2 separate regions of the Mus musculus genome follow, and region 2 is linked to region 1. The links are chromatin loops, found by intact Hi-C in ENCODE. Cell type or tissue: gastrocnemius. All regions are shown on one strand.

Region 1 (5,000 bases):
CTGGCTGGCTCTCTGCAAGGTCCGCGCAGTTTGTCTCCCGATCCTCCCAACACAGGGCATCCTCTCCCAGGCTAGGCCCACTCTGGAGCCAGTAGGGCACAGCCCAGCATGAGGCCACAACCTAACTACATGAACTCTCCTGGCCTGTTCATCTGAGTCTGTCCTAGGCCAGCACTGCACCAGGGCCTGGGACGCAGACACCAAGGTAATCGGGATACTGAGATCCTGGGAGAGGGCTGGACAGGGCATGGGTGGTTTCTTAGCAGTAAGGACTCGGCTATCAGAACGGACACATGAGCAATCCCAGGGGCGCATCAGGCAGGAAGGGAGGAGGAAGACTCAGACATGAGCCTTCCTACAACCTGGGTGAGGGTTTTCCAGGCACATGCTGGGCTTCCAGGCAGCCATCCTGGTGGGCCTTGTTGGCTCAACTCTGTATCCTGTGAGAGGCAAGAGGCCTACTGGTTTGAGGAAAGAAAGGATCAGGAAAATAAAGAGCATGTTACTTTTGTTTGTTGTGTAGCCCAAACTGACCTCAAACTTGACGCACTCTTGCCTCAGCCTCCAAAGTGCTGGGATTATAAGTATAAACTATCATGTCTGGTTTGACTTTTTTTTTTTTTTAATTTTCGAGACAGGGTTTCTCTGTGTAGCCCTGGCTGTCCTGGAACTCACTCTGTAGACCAGGCTGGCCTTGAACTCAGAAATCTGCCTGCCTCTGCCTCCCAGTGCTGGGATTAAAGGCGTGCAGCACCGCTGCCCCGAGACAAATAGTTTTTTAAAGGGCCTTTCTCGCTCTTCCTGCAAAGAAGGGACCAGGTGTGGTGGAGCTACAATGCCTGAAAGTGAGCATAGGTGGGGAGGTCAGGGGACAAGGGACCATGTCCTGAGCCAGTAAACAATTCCAGGTGTGCCCTCAGAAAGTAAGGAGCGGGCCGGGCTTCATAAACAGAGCAGCTCTTGCAAAGTAGCCAGAACTTGGATGCCTGAGGGGTGTGAGGGGTGAGAGGTGTCCCATGAACCATGCAGGAGGGAAAAAGAGAAAAGTGGTGGCCAAAGGTTCCCAGAGATAGGGGTTTAAATCCCATTCCGCTTCTCATGTGGGTCTAGGTGGGGAACAGTTCGGTGGCTGCATGCAGAAGTGCTTCGTGACACGACTCAGGCAGCTTTCCTCCAACATTCAGCCCAATTCGATGTCATAAAATGTGGACAAGCACCTCAGAACCTACACTGAGCGGCAAGCTCATTACCCAAACTGCTAGGCGAAGTCTACGGCCATCCCCATTTCACAGACAAGGACACTGAGATTGGGGCTATAAACAACTACTGTGGCGTGGCGTGGCGTGGGTGACATTCCTTTGTCCCACTGGAGAAGAGTATCAAGGAAGTTACCCCGATGTCCTGCTGTGAAGCCCTGTGTCTTCTCCTAGAGGCCACAACTCAGCCCCATTTGGAGAGTCAGGACAGCCCTGTCTTTCCCCTGGAATTTCTAGAGCCTAAGAGCTTAGCTGCCCCAGTCCGGGGCTGAGCTATCAAAAGCAGGTCAGCAGGTCAGCTGTAATGGCTGGCCCTGGAAGGGCTGTCTTCGCTGTGAACCCACCCACCACTCGGGCGATTAGACCAGGACATCCCCGCTCCCCAAGTGCTGTGAGCAACAATCCCACAACCCAGAGCTGGGCGCTTCCGGGAACCTCAGTACACGAGGGAAAGGTTGAAAAATCAGAATCTCACATATAATCTCAGCCTGGACAGCCATCCCAACCCCTAGGAAGTCCCTCGGGGCAGGCTGGTGACGTAAGGTAGGTATTGAAAGCTAAGGCCACGTGACAAAGAGTGTAAGAATCGTGGAGTGGGCCTGAGACCAATCAGGGAATCTGGGAACCACACTCCAAAGGGACCTCCTCCAAACCAAACGCGGCAGCCTGGAGGCCCAGACCCAATTACATGGGTGACCGATTTTTCCCAATGTGTCCGGTGTGGCCCGGCACAGGAGCAGGATTAGGCAAGTCACTGAGCCCTGTCTCGCCTGAGCTCCGTCCCACCCGCCTTACCCGGCTCTGTTCGCCTTCGCGACCCGGGACACCTGACAGGAAGGGACGCGGCAGGGGACATGCTGGAAACGCCGGCACAGGGCTCTGAGCCACAGCAGCAGCATGCGTGTGCGTGCATGCGTGGGCTCTGCCCGCTTTCCGAGGCCACGCCCTTCTGACAGAGCTCCGCCCCCACACGTCCAGGAGTCCCGCCCTGCCCGCCCACCTTGGGAAGGCGTCCCCAGCCAGGGCCGAGCATTGCCCCTCTCCCAGCGCTTCTACCTGCCATGGCAACCTGAGGAAGTCATGAGTAGACACACTTGGTCAGAGGGCCCTATCTACCCATCTAAGTGGCAAAACACCGAGTACCCACACCTCCAGGAGGACGCAGTTGCAGACACCAGCTGCCCTGCTCAAAGCAACTTCCTCTAGGCGACTGACCAACAGCACTGGAAGTCCTGCAAAAACTGCTGTTGCCTAGGCTCGCCGCCAAGAGACCAGGGCCATAAGCCATAGGCTCCCCCCTTCAACACATTCAGATCTGAAGACATGTGTACCAAGATCTCAAGACATTTGTACCAAGCAACAAAAATCTCCTAATCCGCGGACAGCTGCTCCCCGAGCCAGCAGCAGGCAGCCTTGGTATTTCCACTGAAACAGCACACAGGCCTGCAAGAAAGTGGTGAACAGGAAAGGTAAAAAATGAGACGGAGACCAGCAAGAAAGAGCTAGCCTATCCTGTAGGTCCCGCCCACGGTTACCAACTCACTGGATTCCTACTGACATCTAGCGGCCCGAGGCAGGAACAGAGCCGGGGAGAGGCTAGTGGGCCCCCTGCTGGACACGGCCAGTACTACAAAAAGTTTGCTGAGTATGATCAACAGACCAGCAAGACTTTGGGCATTCCAGGTCTGTAGCTGGCTGTCCAGGACCCTTGTACCCTTGAAGACCAGCTGGAGTTGTGACAGTTGGGGAGCATGGCCTCACAGCGTTCATATCCTCATAGCAGGTAAAAGGAGCCCTGTTTGCAACTGAGACCAGGCTTGAGGAAGAATTTCAGGTAGATGATGATGAATGCTGGAGCTGACAGTCAGACCTCCTGAGCCCAAAGTCCGTCATAAGGCTGTTCTGTGACAGCAGTGTCCACTCACACGTCGTAGCCGCCAACAGAGAGCTGGAGGGTGGGGAGGGCTTCATTGTGTAGAAGCCACAATTCAGGATAAGCAGGGGCATTTGACTTCAATACAAACTCAATGCAACCATCTCATTACGAGTAACATACAAGCGTTTTCACGTCGCTTTCCTCAACTTGATGGGCTACAATGGCCTGTGTCTGCCTGTGGGAGTCCACCATCTGCTCTTTACTAGACAAGTTTAATTTCTCTGAATCTCAGCCTCCTCCAGCACCTCCTCCAGAAAGTCTGATAAGAGCGAGGCAGACACATACACACTCAGAGACTTCAACCGCCTCTCTCCCTGGCGCCCCTGAAACCCACAGCTCAAAACTCCACTGCAGCAGCTGGAGAGATGGCACAGCCAATGAGTGCTTGCTGCACCAGCATAAGGGTCTGAGTTTGAGCCCTAGCACCTATGTTGAAAAGCAAGGTGGCACACTCTTGTAACCTCAGCTCTGGGGAGGCAGAGACAGGCAGAGACAGGCTGGCTTGATGGCCAGCCAGCCTAGCCAATTAGTGAGTTCCAGTAGGTTGACTGACACCTGAGGTTGTCCTCTGGTCTTCATTTGCGCGCGCGCGCGCGCACACACACACACACACACACACACACACATTGTGTGCATGTGAACGCACACCCATTGAAGCTCCACTTCAAGCGAGGCTCCTCTGAATTTCAGCTCGCACCTCCCCAACCATCCACAGCACAGAAAACTGCCCCACCATGGCCCTGAGGTTTGCCAACGGCTCTCACTGTTTCCTTATTATCCGGCCCTCCCCATGCAGATTTTTTTTTTCTCTGCTTCCTCTCAAAGTTCCCCAGATCGCCTGGCTTGTATTCCGGCCAATCTCTTTGAGACTCGTCCCCTGTAGCTCCCAGCTTATTGTAATCTCTTTGAGACTCTTTGCTGCACTGCCTCCCTGGTTCTGCATGCTGCACCAGCCTTGGCAGTACCTAACAAGATCACTCTCACAGCACATATGTCTCTGGGCAGGCTCTATGTCCAGGTCCAGTCCCACACACACACACCGGGGGCCTCCCCTCATCCCACACACACCGCTTTCCCCCCTCCTGTGGTCTTCTCCCGACCTACCACTGCCTTCCCTTTCTTCTCTCTCAAAGGGCCCAAAGTCTCCAGTTTAGACTTACCACACCCTGACTCCAGTCTCCCGACTCTGTGTTCCCACCTAACCTGCCATTTTCTTCTCTCTTGGCCTTTTCAGGTCACACACATCAGCCACCTCAGTGTGTAACATGTACAAGAAGACATCAATTAGCCGCACATGGCACACAGGGTCATGGACAGCTGAAGTTTTCTAGCATACGCCAAGGAGTATCAGTGACGGGACCCTCCTCCTCCTTCCCCCTAACCCCAACACCTGACCAAGTACAAACAGCACACTGTTCTCAGAGGTGGTTGGACCATCCCATTGCCCAAGTGCCAAAGCATGCGCTTTCCAAGTTTCTAAGAGTCATTTACAAAAGGGGCCAACAAGATGGCTCAGTGGATAAATCCTGATAACATGAGTTTCATCCCAGAACCCGAGTAAAGGTTGCAGAGAATCAATTCTGCAAAATTGACCTCTGACCTCCATAAGCATACCATGACGCACACGCATACATAATAGATGACAATATAATTTTAAAAAGCTATTTACACGGTGTGATTCTATTTCTACTGTAAAAATGTATCAAGTACTTCTACACTTGATCTTAGACAATCAATACATCAGCCACTTCTAAATATCTAGGACTAGATATTTCTTACAGAATCACACAGCATTGGTAAATAAACTT
Region 2 (5,000 bases), 360 kb before region 1:
CCTCCTGACACCAGTCCTTGCTTCCTCTCAGGCCTGGCTGCAGGCACAGTGGCAAGGTGTGTCAGATGTGGACTGAAGTATTTTACCATTCCTCAGCTCCTTCTAGCTGGCATCCTGAAAAGAGAGATTTTTGGTTCTTACATTCTCCAGGTCAATATATTTCTTGTGTAAGACTTAGCCAGATTTGTATGGGAGTTGGGGGAGGGAGGACCTTGCAGTTAGGATTGGACCATTGTGCTGGAGAACTAAGAAGGCAGAAGGGCAGGTACCATGGTGGACTTGTGCTTGCCATTCAGAAAGCCAGGGAAGGAGGCAGCCTGCTAAGACTTTTCCTGGTTTGTGTTTTGTTTTCCTTCATGTTTTTGGTTTGTTTGTTTGTTTGTTTGTTTGAGAAAAATGTTTTCTCTGTAGCTTTGGCTGTCCTGGAACTTGCTCTGTACTCCAGTCAGGCTTAAACACATATCCAACAAACCCTGTGTTCCAGCTGCTGCTCCTGCCATCACCATCCTTTTCCTGTTTCTAAATAAAAGATATGGGTTGCAGTGGCTCAGAGCCCATGGCCCTCCTTACTATAAGCAGGCAAATGTCCCCAGTGCTGGGACTGCATGTCAGCACAACCACAACCCACTCAAGAATTTTATTCTTAAATTCAGGGTCTCTGTTATCGCTTGTATTCTGGTATAAGACACCATCACCAAATCTATGTCCATGGAGTTCTCCTGTTTTTTAACAACTGTAGTTTTGTAACTGAACACAGTGGGTTTCTCCCAAGAAACTGCTATTGTATGCCAGGAAAAGAGGAAGTGAGAGTCCCAAAGCTCATCTTTCTAAATAAGGCAGGAGTGTTAGGGAGACACTTATACTTGCAGGCTAAGCTTCTATGACAAGGCAGAAGAGGTTCAATCCCAAATTCAACTGCAGAGGAGTGCCCTTAGGACAGAATTTAGCATGACAGCCAGCAAGTTTATGGTCTGGATGAGTGATGATGACAATGGCTTTGGGCTGGTTCTAAGTGGCTTTCTTTGAAGGGCATAATCTGAAACGAAGAAGCACAAAGTCTGAAAATTAAGCAGCTCTCCTCCTTACAAGCCGAAGAATTTATTATTGAGTGACTGCTTAGCTCTTGAGATGGAACTGTGAATATAGTTCAGTTGATTTTATTTATTGCATTTTATTTTATTATTTTTGGTGTGGTGTTTGAGGTTAGGATCACTCAAGTCTGATGGTACCCAGCTGACCCAGAACCAGCTGTGTAAACACTCTTGTTTTTGACACAGACAGACATGGCAGTTCTCTTAAAAATCACCCAGCATGGACATGAGTGTGGGCTTCTGCATTCTACTTGCTCCTGTCTGTCTGTTTGTATTACAATGGTTTTTGTTTTGTTTTGTTTTGTTTTTTGTTTTGTTTCCTTTAAACACAATCTCAAGTAACCCAGGAACATCTACGACGTTGAGGATGCTCTTGAACATCTTGATCCTCCTGCCCTGCCTTCAGAGTCCTGGGATTACAGAATTGCCCAATCAAATCCTGACTCTCCCAATTTCATGTGAATTTCAGTAGTAGCCAATCCTAGCCCTTTTCATCCCTTCCCTCTCCTCCCTCCCTTCCTTACTTCTCTCCTCTCTTGCCACTCTCCACCTGACAAGCTGACTTTGAGCACTAGGATCTATAGGGTAGGAGAAGTCTTATAAGTTGCCTTGTGACCTCCGCACATGTACCTGTGACATGCATGTGTGTACATAATCATATACAATTAATACCTAATTAATTAATTACCATTTCTAATTTTAAGCATTGAATACTCTTCCATTTATTTAGGCCTGCCTTCATTTCTTTCATGGCTTTTAATGTCCCAGGCTTGTGCCACCTTGTTTAAACTTATTCCTGGGTGAGTGCTACTTTTTCAGGCTGTTGAAAAAACAACTGTTCCCTTCACGTCCTCTTGCTCTTTATTACTAGTCAATAACAAACATCCCTGGCTTTGTGTGTTGACCTCAAATCCTGCATTTTGGCTGATATTTTCCCCTTAGCTCTTCTTACTTATTACAAAACCTTACTGAGGGTTCTGCCTTTCCAGGTAAATTCTTTAATAGAGGGTGTGGAAAGCAGGGTGTGGAGAACACACCTGTGATCCCAGTACTGAAGGACCTCAAGTTCAAGGCCAGACTGGCTTACAGAGGGTTGGAGGCAAGAGCCCAAGAGCTTGTGGACAGAAGTAGTTCCCCTCTTTGTCCAGGAGGTGGCATATACTCCCACAGAAGGTCGTTATCTCTGCACATCTCCATGCCCTGATCTCTTCTTTCAAAGATCATTCCAGTTGGGTAAGGTCTGTTCTAATGGCATCATTTTGTCTTAGTTAATAGTCCCGTGGCAATAAATCCATAACAACAGGGACACTGGGGACTCAGATATGCAACACATGAGGCTGAAATTTGAAGGTTAAAAAGCTGCTTTGAATTATCTTCAGTTGTGTGTATATGTTTGTGCTGGCTTTTATATGATTGACACAAGGAGTGACACTATTAGGAGGTGTGGCCTTGTTGCAGTAGGTGTGAAACTATGGACATGGGTTTAAGACCCTCTTACTAGATCCCTAGAAGTCAGTCTTCTTCTAACTCCTCTAACACCACATCTGTCTGGATGCTGCCATGCTCCCATCTTGATTAAAATGGACCGAAACTCTGTATTAACCTCTGTATTAATCAGGGTTCTCCACAGTCACAGAACTCATGGGTAGTCTCTATATAGTAATGAAATTTGTTGATGACTTACAGTTTGTAGTCCAACTCCTAACAATCGGCATCAGCAGCTGTGAATGGAAGTCCAAAGATTAAGCAGTGACTGTCCCACAAGGCAAGCAGACCAAGAAGAGAGGGAAGCCTCCATCTTCCAATGCAATTATGTCCAATCTCCAGCAGAAGTTATGGCCCAGATTAAAGATGTGTGCACTGATGGCTGCTTCTGGGACTTGCTTTGTCCCAGATGAGCTTGAAGTCAGTGATCTCCTTGCCTTAGTCTCCTGGGATTCAAGTCACTATGCCTAAAGATCTCCATACCAAGATCCAGGTCAGAAACTTGTATCTGCAAGCCTCCAGATGAGGGTCACAGGTGAGCCTTCCAATTCTGGATGGTAGTTCACTCTGAGATATAGTCAAGTTGACAACCAGTTATAGACACTAGAACCCATGCCTTGTCAACTTGACACAAATAATATCTCATGTCTTCTTGAAACAATAACAAGGACATGAATATTCCTATCATGATATAACTGTTCCTTGTACAATCGCAAATGCATTTGTAAATTAAAATGGGGCAATGTTCCTTGGGAACATTCTTTTAGTATCTCAACTTAAATATTAATTGACATCCAAGAAATTGGAAGAAAGAAAAATGTATTCTTAACAAAATAAAACAGAAAAATTCATATTACTTTACAATCCTCATATCTGCATCTTGTAACGTGGCCTTAGCATGTATTTATAACTACCTTCCTCTGCTGCCCATTCTGTATTTCCACTATCCTCTGCAAGAACCTCAGCATATCTTGGCTCTTTCCCTGGAGGTGTGACGCAATCTTTCATTCTTGATGAGTCTGCATCCTTTGTCATCGTGCTTGGATTAAGCTGTTGTAGTTTCCCATTGATGCTAATCACAGGACATGGTCATACTAAGAGACACCCTAAGGGATCTCTTGCACTCTAGACATAATCCTGCCTACCTCCAATGTGAAAAGGCAATCCAATTTCCCCATTGAAATCTGGATATATATTGCCCCTCATAACACGGTTATTCCATTCGTTTAGGGATATTAGAGACCCACAATGACCAGGAGGAAGTCTGAGATTCCAGGTCAATGGAATGTTTGTGGTGGCTAGTGGTAGGAGCACTCCCCCTCAAGAACCAAGACTTCTAGGCCTGCAGAACCTAGAGTGGAGGAGACAGGGAAAAAAATTTCCTAGAGGGTCACTAGGAGTGATAGTGAACGGAACTATTCCATTATTCGATCCCTTGATTCCTGGAACCATGGATCATGGCTATGGGAGAAACTTTGCCATATATCAGATATTTATTCAAAGCATATACTTCATTCTAAAAAACTGTGCCCCTGCCCTCCATGCCACTGCCATGGATGCATGTAACTGTGTCTTCAAAAAGCCATTCCATCTTTCTATCAGAACAGCTGCTTCAACATGATGGGGAACATAGTAAGACTACCAGATTCCATGATCATGAGCCCAATATTGGACTTCTATGGCTGTGAAATGAGTTACTTGGTAAGAAGCAATACTGTGTGGAATACCAGGAGGATGGTATGCTGGCTGGATTTGTGTGCCAACTTGACACAGGCTGGAGTTATCACAGAGAAAGGAGCTTCAGTTGGGGAAATGCCTCCATGAGATATGAATGTAAGGCATTTTCTCAATTAGTGATCAAGTTGGGAGGTCCCCTTGTGGGTGGTGCTATCTCTGGGCTGGTAGTCTTGGGTTCTATAAGAGAGCAGGCTGAGCAAGTCAGGAGAAGCAAGCCAGTAAAGAACATCCCTCCATGGCCTCTGCATCAGCTCCTGCTTGCTGACCTGCTTGAGTTCCAGTCCTAACTTCCTTGGTCATGAACAGCAGTATGGAAGTATAAGCTGAATAAACCCTTTCTTCTGCAACTTGCTTCTTGGTATGGTGTTTTGTCCGGGAAGAGAAACCCTGACTAAGACAGATGAATAAGCATTTGGTAAGTCCACAGATGGTGGTTAACTCAGAAACATCATGTGCAGGAAAGACAAATCCATGACCAGAATAAGTATCTACTCCAGTAAGCACAAAACATTGGCCTTTCCACAAAGGAAGTGGTCCAATGTAGTCAAGCTACCACCAGGTTGGAGGCTAGTCACCTCTAGGATTACTACCATAACTTCAGCTCAGTGTTGCTCTCTGCTGTTGACAGATCTGGCATTCAGCAGCAGCTGTAGCCAGGTCAGCCTGAATGAGTGGAAGTCCATGTTG

Evidence for each region. A loop is a pair of places that touch in the nucleus more often than their neighbours do. Peaks named below come from ENCODE experiments on the same cell type or tissue, not always from the same donor. Only the 100,000 strongest peaks of a DNase experiment are listed, where the experiment ranks them.
Region 2: a loop joins it to region 1, with 10 times the contacts of the local background. A loop is called at or near these places in 2 of 42 quality-filtered maps.

Annotation. Positions count from the first base shown.
Region 1 is chr15:75,676,602-75,681,601 of GRCm38, forward strand. Top1mt (DNA topoisomerase 1, mitochondrial) reads right to left here and starts at 2,199. Exons shown (of 14, transcript NM_028404.3): 1 at 2,052-2,199. The coding sequence starts at 2,155. In gastrocnemius, no CTCF peak of the experiment used is centred here; DNase peaks (open chromatin) are centred at 2,155, 2,521 and 2,849; H3K4me3 peaks cover 1,488 bases; H3K27ac peaks cover 1,513 bases.
Region 2 is chr15:75,315,218-75,320,217 of GRCm38, forward strand. No RefSeq gene overlaps it. Among named protein-coding and RNA genes, the nearest start is that of Ly6f, 49 kb to the left of the region's middle. In gastrocnemius, a CTCF peak has its summit at 2,231 (motif pointing right); a DNase peak (open chromatin) is centred at 2,239.